Linked DNA regions of Homo sapiens: region 2 is linked to region 1. A link is a loop called in an ENCODE intact Hi-C map of the cell type or tissue named here. Cell type or tissue: mammary epithelial cell. All regions are shown on one strand. Links, peaks and the distances in the headings refer to the core of each region. The heading gives the core; the rest is flanking DNA. Region 1 has its middle 110 kb from the start of RAD23B. Region 2 overlaps LOC107987108 (a long non-coding RNA gene).

Region 1 (15,944 bases), core at 3,809-11,808:
CTTATTATTTATTGCCTTTTACTGAGATTTCCCATTTACATTCTTAACCTTTCCAATTTACCCTTTTCATTGCTTCAGAGTGATTATTCTAACATGCAAATATGACTACAATATTCCCTTGCTTAAACTATGCCAATGGCTCCCTGTGGTCCACAGAAAAAATTCTTAGACAGGCACATGAGATGCTTCCTGACCTGCCCTTGCCTAACAGTTTGGCTTCACACATCACCACTTGTCCATCTCAGACCCCACATTCTTGCCTCAATGCACTCATCCTGCTCCCTCTACAACCAGACCCTTGGACCTACATGTCCCTCCCTCTGTCTCTGTTGCCTTTCTGACCTCCTTGCCTTGGCTACCTCCTGCCAGGCCTTCAGAATTCAGCTCAGTGGTTGCTTCCATGACCCTGTTAATTTGGGGTGAGATGCTTCATCTGCTCTGTACCAGCAACGTGTGTTTACTGCTCTCAGAATAGGCACCAACCTGCTTGTCTCCCTCTCTGGGGGCTGAGCAACCTAAGTGCAGAAAAATGCTTATTCACCTTTACCTTCTTTCTTCACAGCACTTGGCGTAATGTAGGTGCCCGTACTGGGTTGAATAATGTCGCCCCAAACTTATGTCTATGCATAACCTCAGAATGTGACCTTATTTGAAAATAGGGTTTCGAAGATATAATTAGTTAAGATCATATTGAATTAGAACAGGCCCTAAATCCAATATGACTGATGTCCTTATTAGAAGACGAAAGGATGCAGAGGTGCAGACATACACAGGGAGAAAGCCATGTGATGTGATGGCAGAGAGGGAGATTAATGAGTCAAGGAACACGAAGGATTGCTGCACCCACCAGAAACCAGGAAGCCAGGAGAGAGGCAAGAAAGGATCCTTCCCTAGAGGTGTCAGAGGGAGCATGGCCCTTCTGACATCTTAATTTCAGACTTCTAGCCTCCAGAATAAGAAAATAAATTTCTGTTGTAAGCCACCGATTTTGTGGTACTTCATTTTGGTACTTTGTTATAGGAAACTAGTACAGTGCTCAACATATTTGGTTGACTCAGTGAATGATCCTACCCCTTTCCTACCTCTCCATAGCCATTGGGAAAGGCCTTTGTCAACTCTGGGCTAGAATGTTCTGGTAGCCTTCTGACTTGTCTCCCTGTGTTTATTAAATGGAACAGTGCCATAAGTTTATGACTCCAATGGATTCTGTGTTTGTTAGACTGATTATCAGCTAATTTTTTTCTCATGACTCAATGACAAGGTTAGCTGAATCGTGGTGCTGAAAAATGTCACCTCTGCCCTGAGTGAAGCTTTCATGCGAGGATCTACTGGGGCACCTAAAAGGACAATGATTCAGGATGTCATTGAGCTCACAGAGCAAGCCACATGCCTGTTTTTGCACCTGCTTTGCTAATAAATGAAAGTCTGTATCGCAGAATTCTATCTGACACCTGCTTTCATTACAACATGCAGAGACCTACGGCCCCAAGACCTCTTACATCTACATAGTGAATGACAAAATTGACTCAGGTCAGTTCTAACCAAGGAGGTCATGGAAAGAACTCCGGTTTCGGAACAAGACAAATTTGGGCTAAAATCCCAGCTCCACCACTGACTGCCTGAGTCACCTATGATGTTGCTTCACAGGGTGGTAACAATGATCTCTGCCCGCCTCCCCAGGTTATTGCTATAATTAAGTGAGATCAAGCATGTGAAAGGCTTCAGGTGCTGTAAATGCTTGCTGTTATTCAGTCAGTTGAACACAGTCACACAGCTAAGAGGGAAGGTGCTGTCCAGGGTCTCACCCTGGGGACGAGACTCCCCTGAAACAGAGGCAATGGCCTCTAATGAGGGAACTGAACATTAATTAGGAATCCAGGATATACGACTTTATGCATTTTCACATACATTTTTTTTTCCTTTTATTCCCATGAAAGCCTTTTACTTTAAAAAATTTTTATTCTCATTAAAAAATATAGGAAATGAGGCTCAAAGGCAGGGCACGGCTCCCTACAGCACTTGTGAGCAGTGATTCTCAACCTGGGCTGTGCATGAGGATCCCCTGGAGCTTTGAAAAATCCCCACACCCTGCCGCCTCTCTGACCAATGAAACCAGAACGTCTGATGCTGGGGCCCCGGCTTCAGAACTTCAAAAACCTCTTCAGGTGACTCCCAAATGCAGCCAAGTTTGAATATCTGTGCTCCAGAGTTCACAAATCACTTTCCCCCAGAGGAAGTGGTCTGACCGACCTTTACACCTCTATGAGGACAGCAGAGTAGATTTCATTGACCCCACTCTGATGATGGGAAAACCAAGCTCAGAGAAAATTCCAGAAAGGACTTGAACTAGAACCAGATTCCTTGATTCTTCTCCACTGCTCTATCCCTGTCCTGGGGGGAGGAGCTATGCCACATCACTGACCTCTATTTCCCTTTCAGTATCTGCACCGGAGCGAAGGCTGCCTTGGGTGTTTGGAACAGTTTACCTCTATCTAGCCATCATGGGGTTCTGATGACCCCATCCCCAGCCCCCATCACCTGGTCTCCCCCTGCCCTCCCCTGTAGTTCATGGGTTCTCCACAGCCCGGAGTAGAGGCCAGGGGGTTTTCCACACAGGCTTTTCAGATCCATTTCATTCCCGCCTGTTTTTCCATCTGCCTTGTCATAGGGTGTGTGGTGCAGGCTTGTCTCTGCCAAATGCTTTAGTGGCTCTGGAATGGAGAAAGCAGCAGAAGCCCAGAGTGTTTATGCCATGGGAAAAGCTGGGCTTTTCCACAGATCATCCTTCTCCCCCGCCCCCAGGTTCTCATGCCCTACATGATTCCCAGGGGGCCACCCAGCAATTAAGATACAGTTCTGGAGAGCAGAAGGCTCTGACAGCCCCACAAATCAGCCTCCATATCCCCACCCCCAACACACGCACATCCCAGTCCCTCCCAGAACAATGCTATCGAGTCATCTTGAGCAATGGCACCAGAAAATCCCAGTGTAATGAAAGAAAACAGAGGCCTGTCTTTCTGGCTGCTGGTGCGATTTCAATAGAAAGCCCTTCTTAAGCAGGAAGAAGCAATTCTTCTGCTATGTCCCTAACAAAAGCTGACCTCTTCCTTGGCGGCATTGGGTAGGCCCAGAATCAAGCTGGGGTTATTTCCCCACCATCGCCATAGTCATAGCAACAGCTTTGATTAATGCGGTGTCCCATTAGAGGGATAATGTCAGCCCTAATCAGAAACGCCTCAAGTATCTCTCTTTGCATTTTGGTAAATGGCGTAATCACATTACGGCTGGATGTGTCTGGGAGCTGATTGCTGTCGCACAAGTCTGCCTGATTTTCCAGGTTAAGGGGTGTCAGGGGGCCCGAGATGCAGCTAATTACTGTGCATTGTTAGGAGAGAGGACCAAGGCCACGGAGGCCGCCAGGAATGTTCCTGCCCTATCCTTCCTTCTAAGTCCATAGGAGCGCCCTGGGCTGATGGTCTGTTTGCAAGGATGCCTGCCTGAAGGAGATGGCTGAGAGTCAGAGAGGGGTGCTATATGCTGCTGTTAAGCATAAGGGAAGCAGAGGCATGGTTGAAAAGAACAGGCAGGTAGCTGAGCTGGGCTTGGCTGTTCCTGTCCCTTGTCCATCAAGCTCATGATGGACAGTCAGCCTCCGGTCATGCCACTGGGCTGGAAAACTGGCAGAAGGGGCCCCACTTGGGCCTGGAGATAGGAAACGGCAGGGGTGACATGCACTGCAAAGGCATGTAATGAGTGTGGACTTGACTTGTCATAATAGCATTTGGCTGTTGGCAGGTTCTGCTTTGTCTGTTGAAGCTTCCTACTTGAGGGTAGATTCTTACTGCACCCTGGGGAGACAGACTTCTCCTTCTCTCCCCTTTTACTAGCAGGGAAACCAAGGAAAGGAGAGGTGACATGTCTCATCCCTGTATTGATGCTAGGTTCCACTTCCCAAGAGACCCTTCCCACACGAAAAGCTTCCTCTCTTTGCCTTCCAGCCTAGCTGCTTTTGTTTCTGTAAATCCATAGGTGACAGTAACAATAAATCGTCACCACCTATACTGAAAGATTAAGAGGAGGACCTGAGGAAATATGCATTGAGCCCCCAGAGGCTATTTTTAGATGCTTCTGGGAGGTTTTAAAAAAGGACTCACACAGTTAACTATTTATGACTTTTTGAATGCAGGACAGAAATAGAAGGACAGCACTTAGCTTCTTCTCCAAAGCTGGGGAGTAAATTCCTCTCAGAGACCTGAAACCACTTTGGGGCCCTTAAATTTACTGTCTCTTGGATGGCATTTAATATCTAGCATAACTAATATCTAGTTTTTATTTCTGGCTACAGCAATAGTTGTTCTTTTCGGTGTTGAAAATTATCTCAAGAGTAGCTGAGGAAATTGAGTCACAGAGTGAGAATTATCTCAGAGTCACACGGCTGGTCTGTGGCCAAGCCCTGGTGGAAGCAAATCTCTTGCTATTTGGGCCAAAGTTCACTGCAGAGGGTTGAACTGAATGTCCCAGGGCAGGTTTGGGTGTGGAAAGTTCTTCAGGGGATACTCAATCCAACAAACGGACAAGACGCTATGGTATCATGAATCAACCAAGCTCCATCTGCCACCTTTCCTAGGAGGCTCCAGGCCAGCTTTCCACTTGGAAGAGTCAATATTCTCCCCAAGAAGATGTTGCATTAGACATGTGAGAGGACACAGGCTCACTGCCTACCCTGAAACCTCACACGCTTGTGTTGTATTATGAGCAGGACAGAATGCATTTCCAGGCCGGGTTGTACCTCAGGTCGGGGGGAAATTAGTAGGGTTTCCTCAACTGCTCTCCGAAGCTTTATGTCCTTCCCAGTAGCCAACAACTTGATCATCCCTTCCTTTAAACTTGGCCAATCAGGGACTTGGAAATCAAGGATGTAGAGCCTTAGCCCCAACAGCCAATAGCTTTAAGCTAAACAAACCCACAAGAGACTGGTATTTGCCTGAACAGAAAACCACAGAGGAATGAATTAACACCACGGTCAGAGTTTCCATCTGGGCCCTGCTGGTGCCCTCACCACAGAGGCTGCCTGTGCCGGCAGCCCCACTCCCTGCTGGCTCAGCCTAGCGCAAGTCCCTGGGCCAATCCCGACAGAAGCAGGGTGTACATGAACACTGTCTTCCTCAGCCAGGCTGTGGGGCTTCCCAAGCAGGGACTCAGCGGTCCAGCCTCTGCTACTGCCTCCTTCTGCCCCTCTGTCTATTTCTGGTGACTACCACACCCAGCACGTGGCATGCCAGGGGCCAGCCCCCCATAGCCAAGCAGCCTAATGGGCTGTATGGGTCTTCTTGATGCCAACTCCCACTGGACTCTCCAGTCTGGCAGTGCAGCCATTGTATACTTGGCTGGTCTGCACCAGCACCTTACACAGCAGCTAGCAAAACATAGCAATATTTAGTCCATATTGGGCCCATGAAAATGAAAAGGTGATATCCTATTCCTGTAGAGAGGAGTGATCACTTCCTTGATTTTGCTGATGCACATCCATCTCTGTTTCAAATTGAAAGTGCAAGTTCATTGCAAACCATCTCTGGCAGAATTGTCACTTCTGAACAATCAACCACATTTGGAATTTGGCTCCATCAGACACTGCTCCCTGTCTAGTACCAGGGACTATGGTTGATTCTGTTTCTGTTGACAGCTGTCTTCTCCAGTCCTAGCTCAACTCTTATCCCTAGTCCCACATACAGTGTTTTCATTACCACCTTGCACAGCACAGTCATGCATAGTTTTACCACAGGGACACGTTCTGAGAAATGTGTCATTATGTGATTTCATTGTTGTGCAAACTTCCTAGAGTGTACTTACACAAACCTAGACGATACAGCCTACTATACACCTAGGCTACATGGTTTAGCCTAGTGCTCCTAGGCTGCAAACCTGTATAGCATGTTACTGTACTGAACACTGTAGGTAACTGTAACACAATGGTAAGTATGTATGCATCTAACTTATCTAAGCATAGAAAAGGTATAGTAAAAATGTGGTATAAAAAATAAAAAATGGTATAGCTGTATAGGGAACTTACCACAAATAAAGTTTGCAGGACTGGAAGTTGCAACTCTGGGTGAGTCAGTGGTGAGTGAGTGTGAAAGCCTAGGATATTACCATACTTTTGTTGTTGTTGTTATTGAGACAGAGTCTCACTCTGTTGCCCAGGCTGCGGTGCAGTGGCACAATCTCGGCTCACTGCAATTTTTGCCCCCTCGGGTTCAAGCGATTCTTGTGCCTCAGCCTCCTGAGTAGCCGGGACTACAGGTGTACACCACCACTCCTGGAAAATTTTTGTATTTTTAGTAGAGATGGGGTTTCACCATGTTGGCCAGGCTGGTCTCGAACTTCTGGCCTCAAGGGATCCACCCACCTTGGCCTCCCAATGTGCTGGGATTATAGGCGTGAGCCAGGGCGCCCGGCTACTGTACATTTTTATATGACTGGCAGCACGGTAGATTTGTTTACAGCAACATCACCACAAACGTTTGTGTAATGACATTACAACAGCTATGCCATCACTAGATAGGATTTTTTCAGCTCCATTATCATCTTATGGGACCATTGTTGTATACGTAGTCCCTCACTGACTCAAATGTCCTTATGTGATGCATAACTGTAGTTGCATTTTAACTCATCTGTCTTCCCTATCAGACTGTGAGCTCCATGAAAGCAAAAACCTCTTCTGGTTTTCTCCTCATTGTATTCCCAGCACTTAGCACAGCGGCTAGCAAAACATAGCAACATTTAGTCCATATTTGATCCATGAAAATGAAAAGGTGATATCCTATTCCTATAGAGAGGAGTGATCACTTACTTGGTTTTGCTGATGCACGTCTATCTCTGTTCAAACTGAAAGAGCAAGTTCATTGCAAACCATCTCTGGCAGAACTGTCACTTCTGAGCAAGTGTATGTACAAAGACCTTTGCTCATTACAAAACAGGAGTCGTAATAGAAATTAGTCCCTTTGGTTTATTTTACAATTGTATTTAATTGCTCACCATTCTGCCAATTAATCAAGCCTTCAGTTGCCCTAAGTATGGAAATTTTTTAAAGAGGTGGATTAAAGGAGAAATTGCACTTGATGGGAGAAGATGAGGCCATGGCTCTGAAATATCTTTAAGTGAGTCACAAAGTATTTTTAAACCTTAGTTTCCTCATCTGGAAACTGAGATAGTTGAACTCAGTAATCACTACTTTTCTTTCCAGGTTTATGGTCCTATTAACTTATAATTTTGTTGCACTAATGCAAGTCTCCAAGCATGCTCTTTCTGTCTTGTGTTTTGGCCAAATCAGAACCTCAGGGTTAAGCCTTTGCATGACTTTTCATATGTTGCCACCAGGTGGCAGGAGTGTGCCACAGTCCTTTGGTCTCATGCATAAAGAGCATGAGCATCAGAGGTGGACTTAGGATGGTAGCTTTCTGAGCTAGAAGGGCAGAGTCTTTGAGTTTTTGAAATAGCAAACCCTCTTGTTTATGAAAACACATTCGCTTTTATGCAAAACAACAATTTGAGGGTTAGCAATGACCATATCTAGAAATGACCAGGGACCAAGAGTTTCATGGTCCAGAATTTTAAGGACATGGTCCCCAGCCCCTGGTGATCTTCTCACTCCCACTTTATACCTGAGTAGGTCATGGCAGCCCATCACCCCAGCAGCCACTGTGGAATTCAGTGTCCCATGAGGAACACCACGGGCTGAACCAGGGTTGATAGATTTACACTGTTTCTTTGCTCCTTCCTGTCTCTTTCAGGGAAAGAGATCAGGGCTAAGCCCACCCAAATTTAGGGTCCCTAAGTCCTTTGAAAAAAAAACTTTAAACTATTTGCCTAATTATAGTAAAGTTTTACCTAAACACAAACTCAGCAAGAAAAATTGTCACCCCCTGTGATGGTCAGTTTTGTGTCAACTTGTCTGGGCCGTGGTGTGCCCAGATATTTGGTCAAACATTATTCAGGGTGCTTTTGTCAAGCATTATTCAGAGTGTGTTTTTGGATGAGATTAGCATTTAAATCTGTAGACTCAGTCAAGCAGATGTGGCCCTCCCTAATGTGGATGGACCTCATCCAATCAGTTGAAGGCCTGAATAGAACAAAAGGCTCTCCTTCCTCCAAGTAAAAGAGACTTCTTCCTACCTAAGTACTTTCTTCAAACTGCACAATGGCTCTGTCTGGGTCCCAAGCCTGTCAGTCTTCCCCCTAGAAGCTCACCATCAGCTCTCTCGCATTGCTAGTTTGGTAACTCACCCCGCAGATCTGGAGGTTTCTCGGCCTCTACAATCACATGGCCAATTCCTTAAAATAAATCCCTTTGTGTGTGTGTGTGTGTGTAATATATATAAATATGTATAGTATATATAAAATACGTATATTATGTGCATATATGTATATGTAAAATATCCCATTTCTTCTGTTTCTCTGGAGAACTCTCACTAACATACTCCCTGGCTTGCCATTCATCCTTTGGCTATGCTTTCATTTCACACATGTATACTGAGAACCTATCTAGTACTAGGCCCTGTACTAGGCATCTGAAATAGAAAGGTGAAGCCAGCTGCCCGACTTAACAGATTCAAGAACAAGGGAAAAGACAGTACAGAAATGAGGTGTCACAGAATAGAAGTCAATGTGGAGCTGGGGAAAGCTAAGAATGACCAGATGCTGAAGAGGAGAAATGTAAGCTCATTTCCTGATGATGCTACTTGTCCGCTGCAGAAAAACCACAACAATCAGGGCACTGTAAATTAGTGTGTTGATGACATTGTCAAAGGCATAAATAGCAACAATGTGGAAAGTTAGCTCCAAGCTACTCAAGCTGCCAGGAAACTACTTTCTAGAGGAAAACAGCCCCGCCCCCGCCCCCCACCACCCCCCGCCCCACAAAGACAACTTAATCTGGGCTGGTTTGATTCCAAAATTTGTGTCTTTCTTAGGCAGAACTGATTGTAGTCCCATTCAGTTTGAATCTGCCTGGATGCTCACTAACATTGCTTCTGGGAATCAGAACAAGCCAAGGTTGTGGTAGATGGAGGTGCCATCCTAGCATTCATTTCTCTGTTGGCATCTCCCCATGCTCACATCAGTGAACAAGTTGTATCGGCTCCAGGAAACATTGCAGGTGATATAGCTCAGTTTTCCGAGACTTGATTACTAAGTACAGTGCCGTTGACCCACTGTTGGCTCTTCTTGCAGTTCCTGATATGTCATCTTTAGCATGTGGTTACTTATGTAATCTTACCTGGACACTTTCAAATCTTTGCTGCAACAAGAATCCTGCACCCCGGTTAGATGCTGTTGAGGAAATTCTTCCTATCTGAGTTCGGCTCCTGCATCATGATGATCCAGAACTATTAGCAGATGCCTGCTGGGCTATTTCCTACCTGACTGATGGTCCAAATGAATGAATTGACATTGTCATGGAAACAGGAGTTGTGCCCCAACTTGTGAAGCTTCTAGGAGCTTCTGAATTGCCAATTGTGACTCCTGCACTAAGAGCCATAGGGAATATTGTCACTGGTACAGGTGAACAGACTCAGGTTGTGATCGATGCAGAGGCACTTGCTGTCTTTCCCAGCCTGCTCACCGACCCCAAAACTAACACTTGGAAGGAAGCTATGTGGACAATGTCAAACATCACAGCTGGCCGTCAGGACCAGATACAGCAAGTTGTGAATCATGGATTAGTCCTATTCCTTGCCAATGTTCTAAGTCAGATCTTAAGACACAAAAGGAAGCTGTATGGGCCGTGACCAACTATACCAGTGGCGAAACAGTTGAACAGATTGTGTAGCTCATTCATTGTGGCATAATAGAACCATTGATGAACTTCTTAACTGTAAAGATACCAAGGTTATTCTGGTTATCCTGGATGCCATTTCAAGTATCTTTCAGGCTGCTGAGAAACTAGGTGAAACTGAGAAACTTAGTATAATGATTGAAGAATGTGGAGGCTTAGACAAAATTGAAGCTCTCCAAAATCATGAAAATGAGTGTGTATAAGGCTTTGTTAAGCTTAATTAAGTATTTCTCTGTAGAGGAAGAGGAAGATGAAAACATGGTGCCAGAAACTACCTCTGAAGGCTATACCTTCCAAGTTCAGGATGGGACTCCTGGGAACTTTTAACTTGTAGATCACATAGCTGAGGCATAAATTTGTTGTGTACTATGTTTGGTATAAGTTTGTTTCTCTACTATGTTTGTATAAGTACTGTTTCTCTACAAAGAACTCTTTTTAAATATGGTTTGGTATTGTAGCACTTTTTACACTGAAACTATACTTGAACAGTTCCAACCTGTAAATACCGTATAAAGCTTGTCCTCTGAATGGGTTTCTTATTTCTTTGTGGAATTTTATATCTCGCAGTGTCCTGTAAATAAAGACTAAAGTCCACCCCCCGGAAAAAAAGAAAAAAACAAAAAACAAAATAGAGAGGTGAACAAGTTAGCATGTTTCCTGCCCACAGAAAACTTCCAATCTACTGAGGGGGATAAACGATCAAATGCTCACACAAGTGTAAAAATGTAGCTATAGCAAGTGCTGCGGAGAGACAGGAGTGGCCTCTGGGAGTAGTAGAAAGGAGAGGCTTGAGCTGCACTGTAGCCACTAGCCACAAGTGCTCATTTAAATTCAAATTACAAGGCCAAGCGTGGTGGCTCACGCCTGTAATCCCAGCACTTTGGGAGGCTGAGGCGGGCAGATCACCTGAGGTCAGGAGTTTGAGACCAGCCTGGCCAACATGATGAAACCTCGTCTCTACTAAAAATACAAAACTTAGCCAGGCATGGTGGCAGGTGCCTGTAATCCCAGCTACTCAGGAGGCTGAGGTAGGAGAATTGCTTGAACCCAGGAGGTGGAGGTTGTAGTGAGCCGAGATCAAGCCACTGCACTTCAGCCTGGGTGACAGAGCGAGACCTTGTTTCAGAAAAAAAAAAAAAAAATTCAAATGACAGTCAGACTCCACATAATGATGTTTTCGTCAGTTAAGGACCACATATATGATAGTGGTTCCATAAGATGATGATACTGTATTTTTACTGTACCTTTCTAGGTTGAGATATGTTCAGATGCACAAATGCTTACCATTGTGTTACAGTTGCTCACAGTGTTCAGTACAGTAATATGCTGCTCAGATTTGTATCCTGGTAGCGATAGGCTACACTGCATAGTCTAAGTGTGTAGTAGGCTATACTATCAAGGTTTAAGTACAGTCTAGGATGGTCTCACAATGACAAAAATCACCTAATGATGCATTTCTCATAATGTGTTGTCATTGTTAAGTGACACATGACTGTAGTTAAACTTAAATACAAATAAAAAAAATTAAAGCACTCTGGGAGGCTGAGGCAGGAGGATTATTTGAGCCCAGAAGTTTGAGACGAGCCTGGGCTACACAGGGAGACCCCATCTCTACAAAAAATAAAAATAAAATACGTCAAGCATGGTGGCACGTGCCTGTAGTCCCAGCTACTTGGGAGGCTGAGTTGGGAGGATCGCTTGAGCCTGGGAGGTCGAGGCTGCAGTGGGGCTGGGATCGTACCCCTGCACTCCAAGCCTGGGCAACAGAGTGAGACCCTGTCTCAAAAAAAGAAAAAGCTCCTCATCTGCACTTGTGAAGTGCATGGTAGCTGCAGGCAGTCAGCAGCTACTGTATTGGACAGCACACATAACAGAACATTTCTATCGTCACCAAAAGTAATAGTGCTGACCTAGAGCAAGGTTTCTCAAACTCAGCACTATTAACATGTTTGGCTAGGTAATTCTTTGCTGTTGAGGGCTGTCCTGTGTCCTGTTAGATGGTTATCAGCACTAACTCCCCTCACCCAGTTATGACAAGCAAAATGCCTCCAGACATTGTGAAGTAGCCCTTGAGGGGGCAAACTTGCCCCCAGTTCAGAACCACTGGGCTAGAGGACATTCAGACAGAAATAATTTTAGTAATCAGAACGCAGAGTGGTAAGGGCTTTGAGGTGGTAAACCAAGGTGTTGTCAGAACATGGGAAGAAAGTTCTCATGTCAGACTGGAGGACGCAAGGGAAGGCTTCCCCAGAGAGCTGACTCCCAAGCTACATCTTGAAAAGCAAGACAATGGCAGCAACGAGGCTTGATACCATCTAGTATGACACTAGTTCCACCATCAACCTCTTCCTGCCTTCATCATCTATTCCGGTCCCTGGATGGTTCCATGCTAAACTCAGAGGGTGCTGTATGAACTCTACTTCCCTTCATTCTCCTTTATTTTTTTTAGATTACTAGTCTTGTAATGTTTAAAAATCTCAGCTGGGTGTGGTGGCTCACACCTGTAATCCCAGCACTTTGGGAAACTGAGAGGGGAGGTTTGCTTGAGGCCAGAAGTTTGAGACCAGCCTGGGCAACATAGCAAGACCACTTTTCTACAAAATGTTTAAAAATTAGCTGAGTGTGGTGGCGTGTGCCTGTAGTCCTAGCTACTTGAGAGGCTGAGGTGGGAGGGCCACTTGAGCCCAGGAATTCAAGGGTGCAGTGTGCCATGATTATACCACTGAACTCCAGCCTGGGTGACAGAGTGAGACCCTGCCCCCAAAAAAGAAAAGATCTCTTGTTCTTTCCTGAGTTGGTTAGGGCTCTTAATGTGGCAATAAGAGCTAGTTCAACAAAAGGGGTACCAACTGTGAAGACAGGCCACATGAGACTCAAGACAGGAACCCAAGTTCATTCGGGCCCCATGCATATGTGAATGGGAATATCATTGCACAAAAAGGCTGCTCTATCTCTTGAGGGCTTCATGACCTCACTTAAGACATCTCTGATGCTCTCTGCACATGACCTCTAGTCTCAACTGTCCGCTGATCTGTTTTCTCCTCCTTCAGTTGCAGATAGTTCACAATGGCCACCCAGTTCCCTCTACAGATGGGTAATGCTTCGTAGTCGGTTTGACTTCATTGTCAGCTGGAACTGGCCTATGTGAATTTTAGCTCAACATCCTACGTAGGAATATAATAGGCCTAACTCATCATTTTTCGATAAAGGCCACACAAGTCAAGGGCTCCTAGTCTAAAAGACAGTTCCCACCTGGGGCTGCTGTCTACCCCTATTCTGTGCCACTTGGTACAGAGTCTGTGTCTACCCAGCGGGGACCTGCAGTGGGAGATAAGGGAAGGCTAGTTGCCCTGTACACAGTTGGCTCAAGAAATGAGGGTTAGTTCCTCATTTCTTTTTTCCATTCTTGTCATCAGTTGCTCTGGAATTGTCCCAGATTCCTCCATTTTCTTATCTGTAATCAACTCCTTACTTTCTCTCATCACCTAGTACAGTACCTAGCACATAGTAGATGCTCAATAAATATTTGATGTATTGAAGCCTACTAGTCAAAGACTGCGAGGAACACACCTATAGTCAAACACGTGTAGGTTTATTGATCTTGCTGCAGTAAGGAAGAGCACGTGGTTTCTCAACAAGAGGGCATTGGAGGGGCTTATTGAAGGATTTGGGTTTAGGCTAGGTGACTGTAAGGGAAAAACTAGAGAAACAAGAGCCAGTTTTGTATTAGATGTTATTAGAATGTGAGGACAATTCAGCAACTTGGTATCTGAGAAATTCTTGTTGAGGAAGCAGGAAGAACAAAATGGGACTGGGATGTCGTTGGTAAAAAAAGTAATAATAGTAATCTCCCAGAGGTAACTTTTTATCTCTAATGTGGCTTTGACTCTGTTTGCGTAGAAACATTATTTATTACAGTCTGATTGACAACAGGGTTGATTTTTTTTTTTTTACATTTTCAGTTAAATTAAAAAAAAAATAACTGAATGACTATTTACCCAAAGGAAGAAGCAATTGCAATGAGTTACAGGCAAGAGCAAGGTGCTAAGTTTAAGCCAGCCAAAGTGACTCTTCATATTATCTGTCTTTCAAATGATTGCTTTTTACTGATGTTGAAGAAAATTGGCCTTTAGTATAATGATGTAACACAGATTCATCTGAGGCTTCCTCTACAATTTTGAAATAAATGGTGCTGTATGTGTTCCATTGTTGATATTTTCACCCTTCTTTATTTTGATTGCTCATTCAAGGTTATCTTGCAATTGGCCAACGTTCCTCTTCAAATGTGGTCCCATACATTCCAGATATTGTCTGCTTGGAGCTGAACACAATAGGTCAATTACTTCCTGAGTTTGCAACACCATGCTCATGAGACACACTTTTTTTTCAGTAGTCATATTACACTATAGGTTCACATAAGGCCAGAAGTTTAAGACCAGCTTGGGCAACATAGCAAGACCCCTTCTCTACAAAAGGTTTTTTAAAATTAGCTGGGTGTGGTGGCATGTGCCTGTATTCCTAGTTACTGGCTTGACTTGGTTAGAGCTCTTAATGTTTTTAAGCATGAGCACCCTGGTCTAGTATTTGATTTTTGGAATATGAATAAAAAGTGAATTTGTCATTACTCACAACATTTTATCCATTCTTACTCAACATTCTGGAAGGTTGGAAAAACACCTGTTGTATTTGCTTTTCCTCTGACTTTTTGTTGTATGCAATTTGGTTTACATCACTTCTCTGTAACTCATGCACAACGTTGGCCAAATGTTGAACTGGATACCTGGAAAAAGAGAATCTCTCCAGCTTCAGGAAGTCATCAAGCAACACTCTTTTGTCATGATTGTTGGACTGCTTTCAATTTATTAGCCCATTTTATTAGTCAGGGTTCTCTAGAGGGACAGAACTAATAGGATAGATGTATATATAAAGGGGAGTTTGTTAGGGAGTATTGACTCACATGATCACAAGGTGAAGTCCCACAATAGGCTGTCTACGAGCTAAGGAGCAAGGAAGCCAGTCTGAGTCCCAAAACCTCAAAAGTAGGGAACCTGACAGTGCAGCCATCAGTCTGTGGTTGAAGGTCCCAGAGTCCAAAAGCTGAAGAAGTTGGAGTCCAATGTTCAAGGGCAGGAAGCATACAGTATTGGAGAAAGATGTAGGCTGGAAGACTCAGCCAGTCTAGTCTTTCCATATTCTTCTGCCTGCTTTTATTCTGGCTGTGCTAGCAGCTGATTAGATTGTGCCCACCCAGGTTGAGGTGGGTCTGCCTTTCCCAGTCCACTGACACAAATATTAACCTCCTTGAACAACACCCTCACTGACACACCCAGAAATAATACTTTGCATCCTTCAGTCCAATCAAGTTGACACTCAATTATTTCCCATCACACCCCTGCACATTTCACTCCTGTGTGAGTAGACAGGGAGCTTCTGGCCATGGTGCAGCTTGAAGAACCAGGAGGAACGGAGAGGATTGGGCGAAGTGGGAGCAGGATGACCAGTGAAGATTTCAAGGAATAATACAAGACTGAGTCCATTTGTTCTCAAAGTAGGACAGGTGGCATTGGAAATGGACAGGAAGATGTTACTAGAAATATGAAAGAAAAATTCAACAAGTCTCCATGAACAACAAATGAATATAGGCAGAAATGGGGAAAAGACAGGTTTAGAGTGTGAATAATTTGGATGGTGTTGGTGAAAATAAAGAGGTCTTGGAGAGAAGCTGTTTGAGCATAGTTGGATGGTGATGGGGAATTCTTGCTGAAATGTGTGAGTCAAAAGTACTAGCAAGATTTGAATTTTTTTTTTTTTGGTCTAAATTCTGGGCAATTTTTTGTTTGTTTTTGTTTGTTTGCATTGTTCATTTTGTTTTTACAAGAGCCATTTGAGGAGGGTAGGACTAATTTATTTTTGCAAAAGTGAATTTGCAGCTCAGAGGAGCTAACATTTTTGTCCAAGAGTATACCTTGTAGGAAGAGTGCCACCCTGGGGATATAGAAGTAACTAGACATGTGCCCATCCTCTCTTGCAGAACAGTAAAGGTAATTGCTAACCCACTTAAGTTTGGAGAAGACAAAAGACTGCATTTAATTCAGTCTGGTGGGAGTGAGGA
Region 2 (15,944 bases), core at 5,323-13,322, 890 kb after region 1:
AAAAAAAAAAGGAAAGAAAAAGAAAGAAAAACTTCTCCCATTCTGAAATATCAAATGTATACTTCCCAATAGAAAACAGACTTCATATTCGTCTTATGCTGGTCTACCATTATTATTCATTGCTTTTTCCCTACAGAACATAGATTTTTCCATTCATTCAAAAGCACAGTAAGACCATTTAGATGTATTGTTCTCATCTCAAATTCAGCAAGCCTAAGTCTTAACCTCTAGTCTTTTCTCCGCCCGATGCCCTTTGCTTTCTTCTCTTTCTCTGCTGGCAGCACCAATCACACAGGCTCAAAACCTAGACAAGGACTCCCACAAGGCCAGGAAGCATGCCATAATTATCTTTATATTCTTAGTGCCTACAGCAGTTGCTGGTATGTTGAAGATGCTCAACAAGTATTTTTTTTCTAATAAATAGATTTAAAGGTCATCTTCTCGTCTTCTCTCTCCTCCATCCATGTATCAGATCTCTTCAAAACCTTGTTCATTCATGTTTGACAATATGACTACCCAAGGGCTAGGGATGACCCATTTGACCAGGAATGTAGCCTATTTAATATTTTTATCAAAAAAACCCAAACAAACAAACAAAAAGAACAATTCACATAAAATCAGCTGGAACAGAAGCTGGGGCCTGGTGCTTTCAACTCACTATGTATTTGAGTTCAGATAAGGGTAATTCTAACAGAAACAGACCAGGTATTGTCATGCAATCTAGATAAAATTTAATATATATATATTAAATTCATAATATCAAGATAAAATTTGAAGGCTCTCTTATCAAAGAATAAATATGAACTGTATCATTAGCCTAAACTTATTTAGAACCCATAAAGCTACAAAGTTCTTAACATGCTTTGTTCATGGAAACTACTTACTAAATCTTCCATATGTACTTGAATCTCATTTCAGTCATGTGTCCAAGCTAAACACAGACCATTAACCCTCTTTTAAGCTAAAATTTATTATAAATACAAAAGCATGGGGCTTCATTTAAATCTATTTCCGATTATGAGATCCTCTGTAGAAAAAAGAACACATACCTTTATTTTTTTCTTTAGTTATTTATCCCTCCCCCTTCCTTTAATATAGATCATTAATTCTATGAATACCACTCCAGTTCAGACCTTCCACTTCTACTAGATCAGAGGTTCTTAAGCTGAGATCTATAATATGGAGGAGAGACTGGATTTTTCACTAGAGATCAGGGCCTGGAAACAAGACAGTAACATTGATTACAAGCTGCTGTGAGTCTAGAGAAGCCCAGACACATTAAGAGAATAAGCAGATATTGAACGAAGACATGCAAAACTTACTATGCACCAGGCATGGTTCTAGACACTAGAGATAAAACCTTGAACAAAGACCCTGCTTTTCTGTAGCTTCCATTCTGCTGGAGGAAACAAATGGCTAGCAAACAAAAGAATACTTAGTATGTCAGATGGTTATGAATGCTATGGAGAAAAATGAGACAGGTAAGGGATCAGGAGTTCTGTAAAACTGTCACTTTAAATAGAGAAAGCTTTAGGGAAGGCTTTGCTGAGCAGAGATCTGATGGAAGTGAGGGAATGGGACATGATGTTGGCTGGAGAAGAGCACTCTAGGTGGAAAACAACTGAGTCAAATGCCCTAAGATAGGAAGAGACTTGGAACTGTTCCAGGAGCAGAAAGCAGGCCGTGTGATTGGAGCAGAGTGAGGAGGACCATGTAAAGCCTTGCACTGATGAAAGAGCTTAGGCTTTCACTCTGTATGAGCATGCATTGTAAAATACCAGTTTTCCCCTCATTCTATTCCACTGGCATAAACTGATTGCCCATCACATTCCACGAACTCTGCTAAGCTCTGGGAGCAAAGGCATTAATAGGATCCAGTTCCTCTTAAATAACAAAACAGAGATTTAGACAAACAAACCTAACACAATGTAGCAAGTGGGCAAGTACTACAAGACAGGAGCAGACTTCTGGGGAGCCAAGATCGCGCTCAGCTTCCAGGAGGAGGCAATCAGATACGTGGCTCGTGAGTTCTTTTATGACGGACCTTGAAGGATGGACTGGATTTGAATACAGAGATCTCTGAGCTGTAGAACTTTCTGAAAGCACAAGTTAAGGGGTGGGGACAACAATATGCTTGACATTTTCAGAGAATTGTGAGAGTTTACTGAGTTGGGATATACTAGAAGGTGAGTAATTGAAGATACATTTAGGCAAGAAGATTGAAATTAGATGTTTGAGTTTCATGGATGTAAGACTGAGAATTAGTGAATCTGTATTAGCTGTAGGGTACAATATACCTTCTACGTCATTTCTAGGTATGTATGTTTATATTCATATATATGAAAGAGTTTGTAAAAGTATCCAATGGGTATGTAGGAACCAAATTGAATTGTCTTTTGGCTACTCAATTAAAAATTTAAAATTGGATAGGCTCTTAGGGTTAATCCATTACAAACATGTTGCTCCTCCCTACAACACTGCGCTGATGAGGAAACTCCTAGAGGTTTAATAGGCAACAAAAGGCCATGCTATTAATTAAGTGGTGAGTCAGACTGATGTCCCATTATCTTTCGAACATCTCTCTCTGCCCACCTTGACCAGGTCTTTCTACTCCTCTACCAAAGTAAGTTGAGGAAGACTCTCAATTAATGCTTCAAATTCAGATCCTTGTCTATTTTCATTGTAATATACAGATGATATTAATAATTCAGTTGATATTCCTTCCCCATCTGGAGTGTAATCTACCGTCCCAGAATTCCTCTCATACTGTGAATAGGACATAGCTACATGGCTACAGGCAAAGTTTTTCAAGTATCTGAAATTAGGCCATCCTCCACGCCACCTCCTTCTCTGCAGGACAGAAAATATAGCTTACTCCACCAAGAGACAGTTACACCCACTGCACCATTAGAAATTTTTTCCCCCGTCATTTATTTTCCCAATAGTCTGCATGAGAAGATCCTGGCTTTTCTTTTTTTAATAATTGAGTTTAACAACCAGCTCAACTCACTTTTGGATTTTTCAAATTTACTTCTAATAGAAAGCAAAGTTGATAGAGAGCAAGAGGGGATAATACAACTTTGCCACAAGATACAATCTTAGCCCTCTCCATTCTTAAAAGACTCAAAAGTTCACTCTGATGGTAGTTTCTTTTGCTGTGCAGAAGCTCTTTAGTTTAATTAGATCCCATTTGTCAATTTTGGCTTTTGTTGCCGTTGCTTTTGGTGTTTTAGACATGAAGTCCTTGCCCATGCCTATGTCCTGAATGGTAATGCCTAGGTTTTCTTCTTAGAAAAATTCTTCTATGGCTTGAATTTCATTCAAATTCTGAAAATAACAAACTAGCTTCAAGACTCAACCTAGTCACTACTTCTTTCAGAAAATCCTTTGTGACCACACCCACCCACCCCAACTTAGGGCCACCTTGAAATCCCTACATGCCTTTAAGATAGCACTGATCATATTGTGTTCTGATAAATGCTTTACATGTCTCTTCTTTTTCACCAGGATCTTAGCACCCACCACAGTAGGTAGAAGGGAAGAAAGAAAGGAAAGAAGGGAGGAAGCAAAGGAGGAAGGGAGGGATGAAATGTTTACCATTTTCTAACCTAACTCAAGACACATTGTCTAGTAAATAATTTCTTTGCTACTAATTGGTTAAGAGTAATTTGAAGAGAAATAACTTTGGTGTCAATACTAGGATTCTATGTACACTGATGGTTTATGACAATACCAGGAAGATGATGTTCTAAGTTTAGACTAAAAATCTTAAGATATCAATTTACTATAACACACATTACACCTCAAGCCTGGAAAAATGAAGATAAATATCCCATGGATGTCCAACTGTTTTTACAAGGCATATACAGGCTGTTCTTGGTTTATGTACATTTGTGTTTTACATATTTGAAATACCACATAATTTTACTTAGACCTTTTAGTGAAATAATGTGGTGATGCAATGAAATGTGAGGCAAGTACCACGGTAGGTGGTCCCCCACAGTCTGGGAGCCTTAACTGCCAGGGAATGACAATGTCCAGTATCTATCCTTTACCCCCGTAGTTTCTCTAATGCCTTGTAAATGAAATGCATTTGTGCTGTTTTTGTGTTGTTCTGCATTGAAATTTTCTCTCTTTATATTAATTGCTTATGATTCTATAGCTACACAGATTAATGATGGCACTCACTTCACTGTTAACTATTTTCAATTTATTTAAGCATAGAAAGAAAATTTTAAGATTAAGTATAACCCATAGCCATCAACCCTGTGGCCACATTGCAGAAGCTGATTTATCATCTATAATTCTTTCTCTGTTCACTCTACCTCTCACTCTATATAATTATCAAATAAGTCTAACTTTGTGTAACTATAAATTAAATACAGACAGTGATATCCTCCAAAAGTGGCTAAATACCCTAACTTCCTTCCATGCCATTACTTGATTGAAAAATTATTTAAGATGTATTTATTTTTGTCTGGCATCTGTTTTAAAGACTTTAGCCACTAATTATACCAAGGAATGTCTTCACACTTGAGTTTTTGATCTCCAACACATAGGAGATTGGAATCATATATATACACTTGAAAAACATTAATTGATGACAAGCCTCACCCTGACCAAATGGCTTTAAAGATACTAACTATAAAACAATTAATATCAGAAGTTCAACTTAGGATATAAATTCTCATTTGTATTTTACTAGGACATTGAAAGGTTTCTGCAAATGAAGGTACAAAGAAGGCACGTCCCAGGCCAAAGTGCCTATGATGAAGGCAGCATAGGCTACACAAAGAAACAATGGAACTTAAATAATTTTGCAATTTAATCGATAAATATTTTTGAGCACTAATTATCTGCTGGAACACATGAATATATAAAATTATATAGTGATATATCTATAAATTTAGGGTATAATTATGAGATCTTTTAGAATAATTTAAAAGAAGGTATGGGAGATCCAAAGGAATGACTAACCACATATTTGAAGAGATGGACTTGTGCTGAACATCGTCCTCTAGGAAACTTTTGGTGGAAGCAGAAGCAGAATAATCAGGAACTTCTCACATTGACTGGGTTTACCCAAATTTTCTCTTTTTTCCATATAAAGTTTTAAGTTTCACATTAAGCCATACTTCTATTCTAATGGGAAGTATTAGACTTCCCATTATCCATGTTAAATTCCATCGATCCAGTTTGTTAATATTTTTTGATACCTACGTTTTTGTTATTGTTGTTTATCAGCCAACTGAAGAACCATGTGTTTTTTCCTATTGTGGTAAAATATGCATCACATGAAATTTGTCACCTTAACCATTTTTAAGTATACAGTTCAATGGCATGAAGTATATTCACGTTGTAGTGTGCCCATTACCACCATCCATCACCATAACTTTTGCATCATCCCAAACTGAAATTATATACCACTAAACACTAGCTTCCTATTCCCTCCTGTCTCCAGTCCCTGGAAATCATCTTTTTTTTTTCTCTGTCTTGCTCCCTCTTTTGTAAAGACTTTATTTCTTTAGAGCAGTTTTACGTTCACAGTAAAATTGGGAGGAAGGTACAGAGATTGCCCACATACCCTTGTCCCCACACATGCACAGTCTCCCCTATTATCAACATCCCCACCAGAGTGGCACATTTGTTAAAATTGATGAACCTATGGTAACCTACCATTATCAATGAAAGTCCATAATTTACATTTGGGTTCACGCTTGCTATTGTACATTCTATGGGTTTGGACAAATGTATAGTGATATGTATACATCAGTGTAGTGTCTATACAGAGTATTTTCACTGCCCTAAAAGCCGATACCTAATTTTGACATAAAACATATTCTTTATTCTTTCCTCCAGTTTCATGTCATCTGCATCCTTAACAAAAAGTATTTACCTAAGTCTGATAAAATTATTGGCCTGGGCAGGACCAAGGCCCTTAAGGTTTACTGAGTCCCCAGGAGTCTCCCCCCAGGAGCTATTGCAACACTCATTGGGTACCAACCATTATACATCCACCAAATAGAAAACTGTCAAGCCCTGTTTTCATCTTTGAGATTTTACAAAGCTGAAACATACTACTAGGTAAGAAATAGATTTCACCTAGCTCACATATACTACTCTTGTAACTATAGGATTTCATAAATGGCAAAGATTCTATTCACAAGATGAAATGAAGGTGATAGGTCTTAATTTGTTCTTAAGGATGGTGAGCTAACCCTCAAAGATCACCATATCTTTTTTAATTGCTCAAACATTTTCTTTTTTTATTTACCTATGTAAGAATCAAAAGCTTCTTCAAGTGTTGTAAAGCTTTTGGAAGTCAAGCTATTGGCTCGGCCACCTGCCAGCCATGGCTCTCCACACTCCTCAAACATGGCTGACAGTGCCACAGCCATCTAATCCACAGCCTCTCTCAGCTGTCAAGCAGTCCTGACATTCCATCTGGACAGAGGGCTCCATCTCCTTTACAGAAAGGTAACACTCCCTGGGAATCATGTTGCCTTGGATTTCCATATCCTCCCCTTCATGTTAGTTCTTCTCTTTCTTGCCTGTTTTTTTGCTGATCTGAGGAGAAGTTGAAAGAGGCATTTTATAATTTATTCAGTTGACAATGGACACCTTGCTCTTTAAGAAAAAACAAACAAAAGGCTGAGGCAAGAGAATCACTTGAACCCAGGAGGCTGAGGTTGCAGTGAGCCAAGATCGTGCCATTTTACTCCAGCCTGGGCAACATAGTGAGACTACGTCTCAAAACAAACAAAGAGAAGAATAAATGGCACCAAATGTAATGTAAGGCCCATCAACTCATGGAGCCTAGAGGAACTTATGTGAGTGAGAAGATAGAAAGGGGAACGTATTTTTATAGAGAGTACTTTTACTTGCAGGAAGTTCCCTCTATAGTTGGTGAACCTGTCAACGTAACAAGAAGGGTGGAGGTTGTCCCTCTCAAGATGATCTGAGGGACAATGGTGAGCAACCAGGTAGCTGACGCAGTATGAGGAGACTGTCTTCCATGCCACTGCCTCCTCAGAAGAGTCTGCCCAGTTCATCTGTCAGTTCAGCAGCGGCGCTGTCTGTGATGGTTAGACACCTGGCAGTAAGTCAATACGTTCCCCTTGAGACAAGGAAAATTCCGCAGGTCAGACTTCCTAAGCAAGTAGACTACAAAAAGCAGCGACTGCATACAAATGCTGTAGTAAATTAAGATAATGATATTGGCTGTTTATGGTAGATAAAACATAAATCTGTAATAGAAGCATCTAGGAGATCCCAGCACCCAGTGTATCAACATTAGAAAGAGCAGTTATGATTGCTGTCAAGGAAAAAAAAAATCCAGGGCCTCACTAACATTTAGAGATATAAAGCTTTCATATCCTTCAGCCTTCTTTCCTTTGTGATTTCCACAGGATTTTCATTTCCAGAGATATTATACTACTTGCTTTCAAAGGAATTCAATATTTTCATTCAGAAAAGTAATTTCACAGGAAAGTAACACAGAGTGATGTCCTGGGTATTCATTTTCAGAGCCAATCTTACGAAGTCAATTTGTGCTGCAAGGAGCTGGGGCGACATGAAAAGGTACAGATCCTGTGTATTTGGGTTTCTTCTTTCCCATTCCCCACTTGCAGGATGCTTGGACACCCCGTAAGCATTTGAAAAGAATTAGCTGGCGTTAAAAACAAAATACGCTGCCAACTCCCTTAATAACATCACCCGGTATAAACCAAAGACATGGCTCCTGAGCCCGGGACTAGATTGTGGCTTCATCCCTTCTGCCCTGTAGTAAAAGTCCTATTGCTGTAACCATCACAATCACTGTTTATTTTCTGCACGTTGCTTGAGAAATTGGAGGAGAAAGCAGCAAGTCTAAGGTGAAAGATGAGGAGATGAGTTACTTGCTTAGGTACTTCTGTGCAGATAAAAAGCTAATCCTGATAAAAACCAAAGCTGAAATCCTTCCAACCCACATAAAGTCAAGGTCAGACAACATTAGCCAATCAAGTCGGACGCTGACCGATTTTTTGTAGTGAACCAAAGACCGACAGAGAGACAGAGGTAGCCAGAGAAAGGATGCGAGGGGAAAGGAGTGGAGAAAGAAAGACGAAAGCACCCAGATAGAGATGCACAGATGGACTGACAGAGCGAAGGAGAGACAGAGATGGGGGTGCTGGGAAGAAGTAGCTCCTTTTTCTATTCCTGTTCCTCGACAAATTTCAGGATCAAAAGGCATAAAAAATCTTCAAGTTTTTCATCAGGCATTTGGGGTGACTGAAGAACAAGGTCCAGCTGCCAATGGGTGTTTTCCCTAGGGTTTCTGAATCAGCCACATGCCCTAACCTTGAGGACAACATTGTTTATTCCTGGTGGAAAGATAAGCCAGCCAGCCCCGGCCCCACCCCCCAAGCAAAGCAGAGTGGGCATTGCCGGTGAACAAAGAAAGAGTGCTGTACAGCAACAAGCATTTGGTTTTGATTAGAGGATATTCAGGGACTGTGCAAGTTCTATTAAAATAAGCACAAAACCATTTTAAAGGGCTTTTTCTTTTCTTTCTCTTTCCCCCCTCGGTTTATATTGTTAATCTTTCTTCCTGGACGGCTCCTCACAAATGCCTTTTGTTTTCTTGTGTGATTCTACGTGCCAGGACTCTAAGAAGGGAAGACGAGGTCCTGTTCTGGCATGCTTTCAAGTCTCTTCCATAGGAGATGAAGGCTTGTTGCTGTGCCTTCAAGGGTATAAATTTAGAGGCCGCCAAACCGTCCGGAGGTAATTCAAATGCTGGTAAATGTTGGAATCCACCCTGGCCCCTGCTCATGTGAATACCCTGGCACTAACCCCACTCAGAGGAAACGAAACCAATTTGGGAAAGCGAAGAGAGAATAAACATGCAATTAAAATGGCCACTTCTCCTGGTTTCTTCCTTTAGTTCTTTTTTTAACACTGCATCCCATTCTATAATCTGATGATGAAATGGGCCTGGTTAATTATAACAACATACAAAAGATCGCTGTCTTTTCCCCACAGTGACTATGCTAGCTTTGAATTTCTTTTTTTTTTTTTTTTTTTTTTTTTTTTTTTGGTGAGGGGTATGAGCAAGGGGGAGAGAGGTGGATAAACTTCAAGTAAAGCCGTCATTTTGGAAGAGCCACTATTTTTATACTGTTTGCAAACCCTTCACCAGAGTGAACATTACAGAAACGGCACTTCCCTTTCCATTTATCTATCTTCCTCCTTTATACATAGATAGACAAATAAAAATGAATCTTTCCAGAGGCAGCATGCATGCCACTTCTATATATTCTTCAGATGGCTTATTTTTATTCAGCTTAAAGCATAACCTATCATTTTTATTCAAGATTCCATCCAGCCTCTCTCTCTCTCTCCAAGCAAGTCTTCAAGAAGCCCTGCTGCCCTGCTTTGTTCCAGAGACTCTGCTAAAGGCCAAAAGATGGAGATAGCACACCCATCTGGTTTGTTTTCACATCCTCAGAGAAGGGGTTGAGAGAGCCCCCTCCAGTGGAAGGAACAAGGTGGTTGGGAATCAGCATTACCAATCTTCTCTTTGTTTGTTTGTGATTAGCTTCTTGTGCTCATCTCAGAAAGACTCTCAATATCCATGGGGAAATAATACCACAAAAGGAAGCTCACCCAGCAAATGGGAGAATGGTTGTCAGTACTTTGAAATCCTTACACTGAAAGATTCAATTTTGGTGTCAAAAAAAAATAAGCATCTCACTTCTCCCTTCATCCTTTTTTCCTATTCCCCTTTCCCCCTCTACTTAATTCTACACAGTGTGTGAATTTTATATGCATCAACCTGAAAGCATCTGCTAGAAAATAACAGCCAACCTGTATATGAAATAGGAATAGATTCCGTGTCAGAGCAAAATTAAGACCTTGACTCCTCATCGTTTTCATAATCTTAACATCATGTTTGGTGAATAAATACCACAGGAATACGAAATAGCAGTTGAGGAAAAAAATGAATATTGAAATTTTTAAAATGGCCAGTGTCCAAAATAGTAATATTCACAGGGAAGTGTTTTGACATCTGAGATCACCTCCATTTTCTTTACAGCTGAGCATGCTTGATTTGGTAGGACTGATTTGAACAGACACATTATTACAATGGATTTCAAATGGCTCTCCTCTTTTTTACCCCCTCAATTTCTACAATTACCCATCACTCCAATTTCAGAAGAAAAGCTTAAAGCACAAAATTTAAAGTCAGATGATCTGGGGCTAGAATCCTTGTTTTGTCACTCTCCAAATGAGTAGATTTGGGAACCTGAATTAATCATTCTGAGCTTCGGTTGACAGCTATAAAGTTGGGGAAAACTAACAGACCCATTCTTACAGAGTAGTAGTCAGTGTTTAATAATAATATATATTTTTAGATGACTTATAAAGTCATGATAATTATTATAGCTAATACTTATTGCACACTTAAAAATGTATCACTCATAGTTTTGACAGTTTCACACATATTAGCTTATTCACTATGAGATAGGGTTATTGGGAAAATTAAATAAGTTAATTCATGTAAATGAAGTAATACATTTAGGCCTAGCACATGGTAATGGAATTATTATTAGGCCTTTTACACAGATGAGGAAACTGAGGCAAAGGGAGGTTAAGTGACTTACTCAATATTTCAGATTTAGGAAACAGAAGAACCAATATTCTAACAGACCAGGCTGGCCCCAAAGCCTATAATTGTAATCACTGTACTATATGTTCAAGCTCTTTGAGCTCTTTATAAAGTATAAAATATAATATATAAATATATTTTATACATATGTGTGTATGCAAACACATACACAGTTAATTTCCCATATTAAAACATAAAATACTCAGATTAAGTTTCCACCACCCAGTCCAACCCCACAAGTAAGGAATGAACATTGCAACTGGGGACTGGCCTGATTTATATCCTGAAATCTTCATATTCTCATCTCAGTACCCTTCCTGCACATATTTTCCTTTCTGGCTGATGGGGGTTGTTCAGCTGGGCTTTGTGTGAGTTACAAAGCTGCAACAATTACATGAGGGAGTCCAGGAGCATGTTAACCACAAAAAAAACAGTTGTCATAAACACTGTGCACCTTATGCAGTGCTTCAGTCTTTACGTAAGATTAATTAAAGAGCAGATGTTCTGTCATACCCTGTGTTAGGTATGGTTATCTTTGAGATTCCAGCTTCTCCATTTGCTGGGTTTTAATTTGCATCATTATGCATTTTGAGCCTGGGGCACGAGTAGTCAAGTGGTAAACATTAGCTATACTGCACTGTATTTCCAAATGCACCTTCATTATTAGGCTGACTAATAGAATTCAATTCTATTTTCAGCCGAATCCTCTCAATTTTCATTTGCTTTTGACATGTTACATGGCAGAAGGAAAGAGAAGGGAAAATGAAGGAGAGAGAGGCAGCTACAGCACTCTTTGTGCATAGGCCTCCCATCAGCAAGAGAGCCCCCTCCTGATGGGTTTTGACCATGCACCAGCATCACCTTCCTTTTCCACATAGCTGCGACAATCCTAAAATTTATCCTCTCGTCCTCATGTTAGAGGTTGACACTCCAAATAGGGCAAGATGTCTTTGCTTTTGTTGTTAAAAATTGGAGGCACCTAAGTGTATTCTGATTTTCTAAAGGCAACTACTGAAAATTGATGTCAGAAAACTTTTCAGGCCATGATCAAAGTCTGATATGAATTAATTTGTCATTATAACACAGCCCCACTTGCCAGGCATTTCAGGCCAGGACTTGGGAGAGGCAGCAGATATCTGGGTTGACAATTTCATTTAAAGGACAGAAAGCTTTCTGCTTTCTTTTCATTGGTATCTTGATTTAATGAACACACAAACAGACCATCGCCATATGCTCCAAATACCAGCTTGCTGTTCTTCAAGAAGCAGCTTGGGAAAATGCCAAGGCAAGAAGCTTGGAAGAAACTTGAAAAGGCTTCAAGACATATCTTTGTAGCCTGGGATAGCAAATGCACCAGTGATTAATTACGCTGGGGTTGGACGTGAATAGGAATGTCAATAAGGCGTTCATAGCACTGCAACAGTGGGCATGTTGGCCTGATAATAGAATCCTTTCTGTTTTCATTTCCTGAGTTTCCTTTCTGTTGGTAACACATTCACATTCGGGTCAGAGATATAAGATGGCAATGTCATGCTGCTGCTCATTATAGAATCATTAGATCAGGTGCAACCACAACCAAGGAGGAGGTGTCCCTAGGAAACAGGAACTCCAGAATTTGTGCCAGAGAACTCTTATCTGAAGAGAAATCCATAACTGTCTCTTGTCGCAGAAATCCTCCACTATCTCACCGACTGATACTCAAGAGCAGTAAGGGGTAAGGGGGTGGCTTTCCTCTGTTGACAACATCTCATGTAGAATCTCCCCAGATGACTTTGAAAAATGACTCCCCTCCTTCAGAATCCAGAGTTAGAGTTTGTTGAGGTGTTTTGAGTAAGAAAAGTTACCTTATTCCATTTTCTCTCTTACAAGAAGAAGGTGAAGGAAGAATAGGAGAGGAAGAAGAAGAAAAAAGGATTTTTATTCAGAGCAGAACACTTAATTGGGTCTAATAATAGGGAAGCACTTGTGGAATTTCAATATCAGAATATAGAAAAGCTCATTTGAAAATGAGGATTTCAACTCAAATCTTGGGGCTTGTGTGATCTACTTCCCAATTCAACTTCTAGATTTCTTCCCTCCTACATTCCCTGATGTGATGATCAGCCCATGTGCATGTTGAATGGCTTTCCATCAACTACAAGTCATATTCCAGAATCCTTTGCCTTGCATAAGTGGTCCTTTATGACCAGCCCTATCTTACAGTTCTTGCCTCAGCTCCTACCCTTCCCCCTGCACACTCTGCATTCCTTTTATCATCCTACATAGAGAAAGCTAAAGGGTGCTGGCTCTTTGAACCTTTAGGCTTTTGCCTGTTTATTCTTTCTAACTGAAATTTCTTTCTTCACATTGTCTTTCTAGGATAAATTCTTCCTACATCTTTTACTGCTCTCCTGGGATCTTGTCCCATATTTTTCACTAACACTTCTTTTGAATGTCCCAGCACCACCTAAAACCAAAAACATTTAGAATTTAATTAATCTTCCCTCCCCAAAATCCTCATTTGTCATTTCAGGGCATATGAGGACCATAAGTCCACTAACATTAAAAATACTGATTTTATATTTGACTGTTCCTTTCTTTCTAACTTCCTGATAACCACTGATAATTTCTGATGAATCAACCTCTAGAATCACTACCCTGTCCAAAATCTATATGTTCTACCTAAATTATCTCCTTGGTTATCTCTCTCTATATAGTCATTTCTTTACTCCAGAAATTTGTTTTATCCCAGTCTTTTGTGACTATCACTTCATTGATCTCCTTTCTTTCCAAACTTTCATTCCTTCTATCCATCTTACCTTGAGTCATAGCATTAATTTGTGATACTTAAAATATTCATTCATTCAGTCTTTCCTTTGATATATATGAGCATATGTGCCTGGTACCAGGAAGAACACCCCTTAAGAATATAATTCCCGTATACACATTTACAATGTCAATCAGTGACTTAAGCTTTGTCTCTTTTAAATAAATGGATATTAAGTAAATGACTGAATTAATAAATGAATAAACAGGGCTTATAGTTTAGTAACACTGCAAGCTAAGTAATAATAAAAATGCTTCTGGGCCAGGTGTGGTGGCTCACACCTGTAATCCCAGCAGTTTGGGAGGCAGAGGTGGGCAGATCACAAGGTCAGGAGATTGAGACCATCCTGGCTAACATGGTGAAACCCCGTCTCTACTAAAAATACAAAAAATTAGCCAGACATGACGGCACACACCGGTAGTCCCAGCTACTCTGGAGGCTGAGGCAGGAGAATGGCATGAACCTGGGAGGCGGAGCTTGCAGTGAGCCGAGATCATGCCACTGCACTCCAGCCTCGGCCACAGAGCAAGACTCCATCTCAAAAAAAAAAAAAAAAAAATGCTTCTATGAAATACTTCAAGATAATCTGTAATTTATTGCCAGATGAACAATATCAACATTCTGGACTAATATAATCAGAGAAACTTCTAGAGAAGGTAAGGGCGAAGAAAGAAAACTAATATTTATTGAACAGATATTACATACACAGCCCTATGCTAGGTGAATTACATACATTCTTTTGTGTAATCACTACAACAGCCCTATGAATGAGCCCATTTTATAGATGTACCAACAGAGGCTCATGAGTTAAATAACTGCCCAAGGTCATTTAGGTGGAAAGGGTTAGAACTGAGGTTTGAAACAAGGAGAATGTGGTCCTAATGTCTACATCCTTTCACTGGGCCAAGCTGGAAAAGACAAGGTAGATGTAAAAGCATTTCAAAGGAAGACTAGATAGGTTGTGGTTACTGGTTTTACATGGTAGATCTCCATGAAGGAGGGCTCAAAACTTACCTTCAAATTTTGAATCAGAATGTCTGGGAACAAAATTAGAAGTGTATCATAATATCACTTTGTACCCTATCATTTTATAAACAACTATAATTTGTCAATTTACAATTCAAAAAATAAGAATGTTATAACAAAGAGAAAAAATGAAAATATAAAGACTATAAAAATGACACACAAAATCAATGAAATTAAGAATTGGTTTTCTTAAAAGATAAAATTGACAAACCCTTAATTACACTAAGAAAAATGATACATGACAAATAATATCAAAAATGAAAGAGGAGACTTATAACTGATAATATAGAAATACAAAGGATCATGAGAGGTTACCATAAGCAGTTATACACAAACAAATTGGGCAATCTAAAACTGATGAGTAAATTCTTTGAAACATATAGTTTACTAAGACTGAATCATGAAGAAATCAGAAATCTAAACAGATCAATGACTAGCAAGGGAATTAAGTCAGTAACTTAAAGTATTCCATCAAGAAAAAGCCCAGGACCTGATGGCTTGAGCCCTTATCAAATATTTAAAGAACTAATATCAATCCTTCTCAAACTCTTCCAAAAAATTAAAGAGAAGGGAATACTTCTAAACTCATTTTATGATGGCTGCATTACTCTGACACTAAAGCCAGACAAAGAGACTACCAAAAAAGAAAATTATAGGCCAATATCCCTGAAGAACATAGATACAAAAATTATCAGCAAAATACTAGCAAACCATGGTCAACAGTACATTAAAATGATCATTCACCACGACCAAGTGGGATTTATCCCTGAGATGCAAGGATGGTTCAATATACAAATCAATACAGGTGATTTCCATATTCACAGAACGAAGAAGAAAAACCATATGATCATCTCAGTAGATGTATAAAAAGCATCTGACAAAATTCAACACCTTTTCATGATAAAAACTCACAATAAATTAAGTATAGAGGGAATGTTCCTCAACCAAACAAATGACATATATTACAAGCCCACAGCTAACATCATACTCAATGGTGAAAAACTGAAGGCTTTTCCTCTAAGATCAGGAACAAGATAAGGATGCCACTCTTACCACTTCTATTCAACATAGTACCAGAAGTCCTAGTCAGAGCAATTAGGCAAGAGAAAAAAATAAAACATCCAAATGTGAAAGGAAGAAGTGAATTGTATCTGTTTGCTGATAATATAATCTTACATATAGAAATCCCTGAAGATTCCATCAAAAAAACTATTATAACTGATAAACCCAAATTCAGTAAAGTTGCAGGATTAAAAAAAAGTGTGAAAGGTATATCACTAATGAGTTTATTTACAGACATATTGAGTTCAATCAGAAATATCTGCCTTTAACTCTAGGTTCCTTTTATTTGGATAAGTTCTTCATGAGTTCCTCAATGTCAGCAGGATATTAGATATAGATTACTCTAAAAAACTGAAAAATGACCCTCAAACAATGAACTTACCTTTTAAGATGTTTTGG

The links. Hi-C counts contacts between places; a loop is a spot of excess contacts. Peaks named below come from ENCODE experiments on the same cell type or tissue, not always from the same donor. Only the 100,000 strongest peaks of a DNase experiment are listed, where the experiment ranks them.
Region 2: it touches region 1 in a loop (4-fold over the local background); 4 of 110 quality-filtered maps call a loop at or near these places.

Annotation. Positions count from the first base shown.
Region 1 is chr9:107,163,791-107,179,734 of GRCh38, reverse strand. It overlaps the pseudogene LOC644661. Among named protein-coding and RNA genes, the nearest start is that of RAD23B, 110 kb to the left of the region's middle. In mammary epithelial cell, for the core only: a CTCF peak has its summit at 7,376 (motif pointing right); a DNase peak (open chromatin) is centred at 7,384.
Region 2 is chr9:106,280,000-106,295,943 of GRCh38, reverse strand. The region is part of intron 3 of LOC107987108 (a long non-coding RNA gene); the gene reads right to left. Among named protein-coding and RNA genes, the nearest start is that of MIR8081, 310 kb to the left of the region's middle. In mammary epithelial cell, for the core only: CTCF peaks have their summits at 9,517 and 11,469; no DNase peak of the experiment used is centred there; H3K27ac peaks cover 324 bases.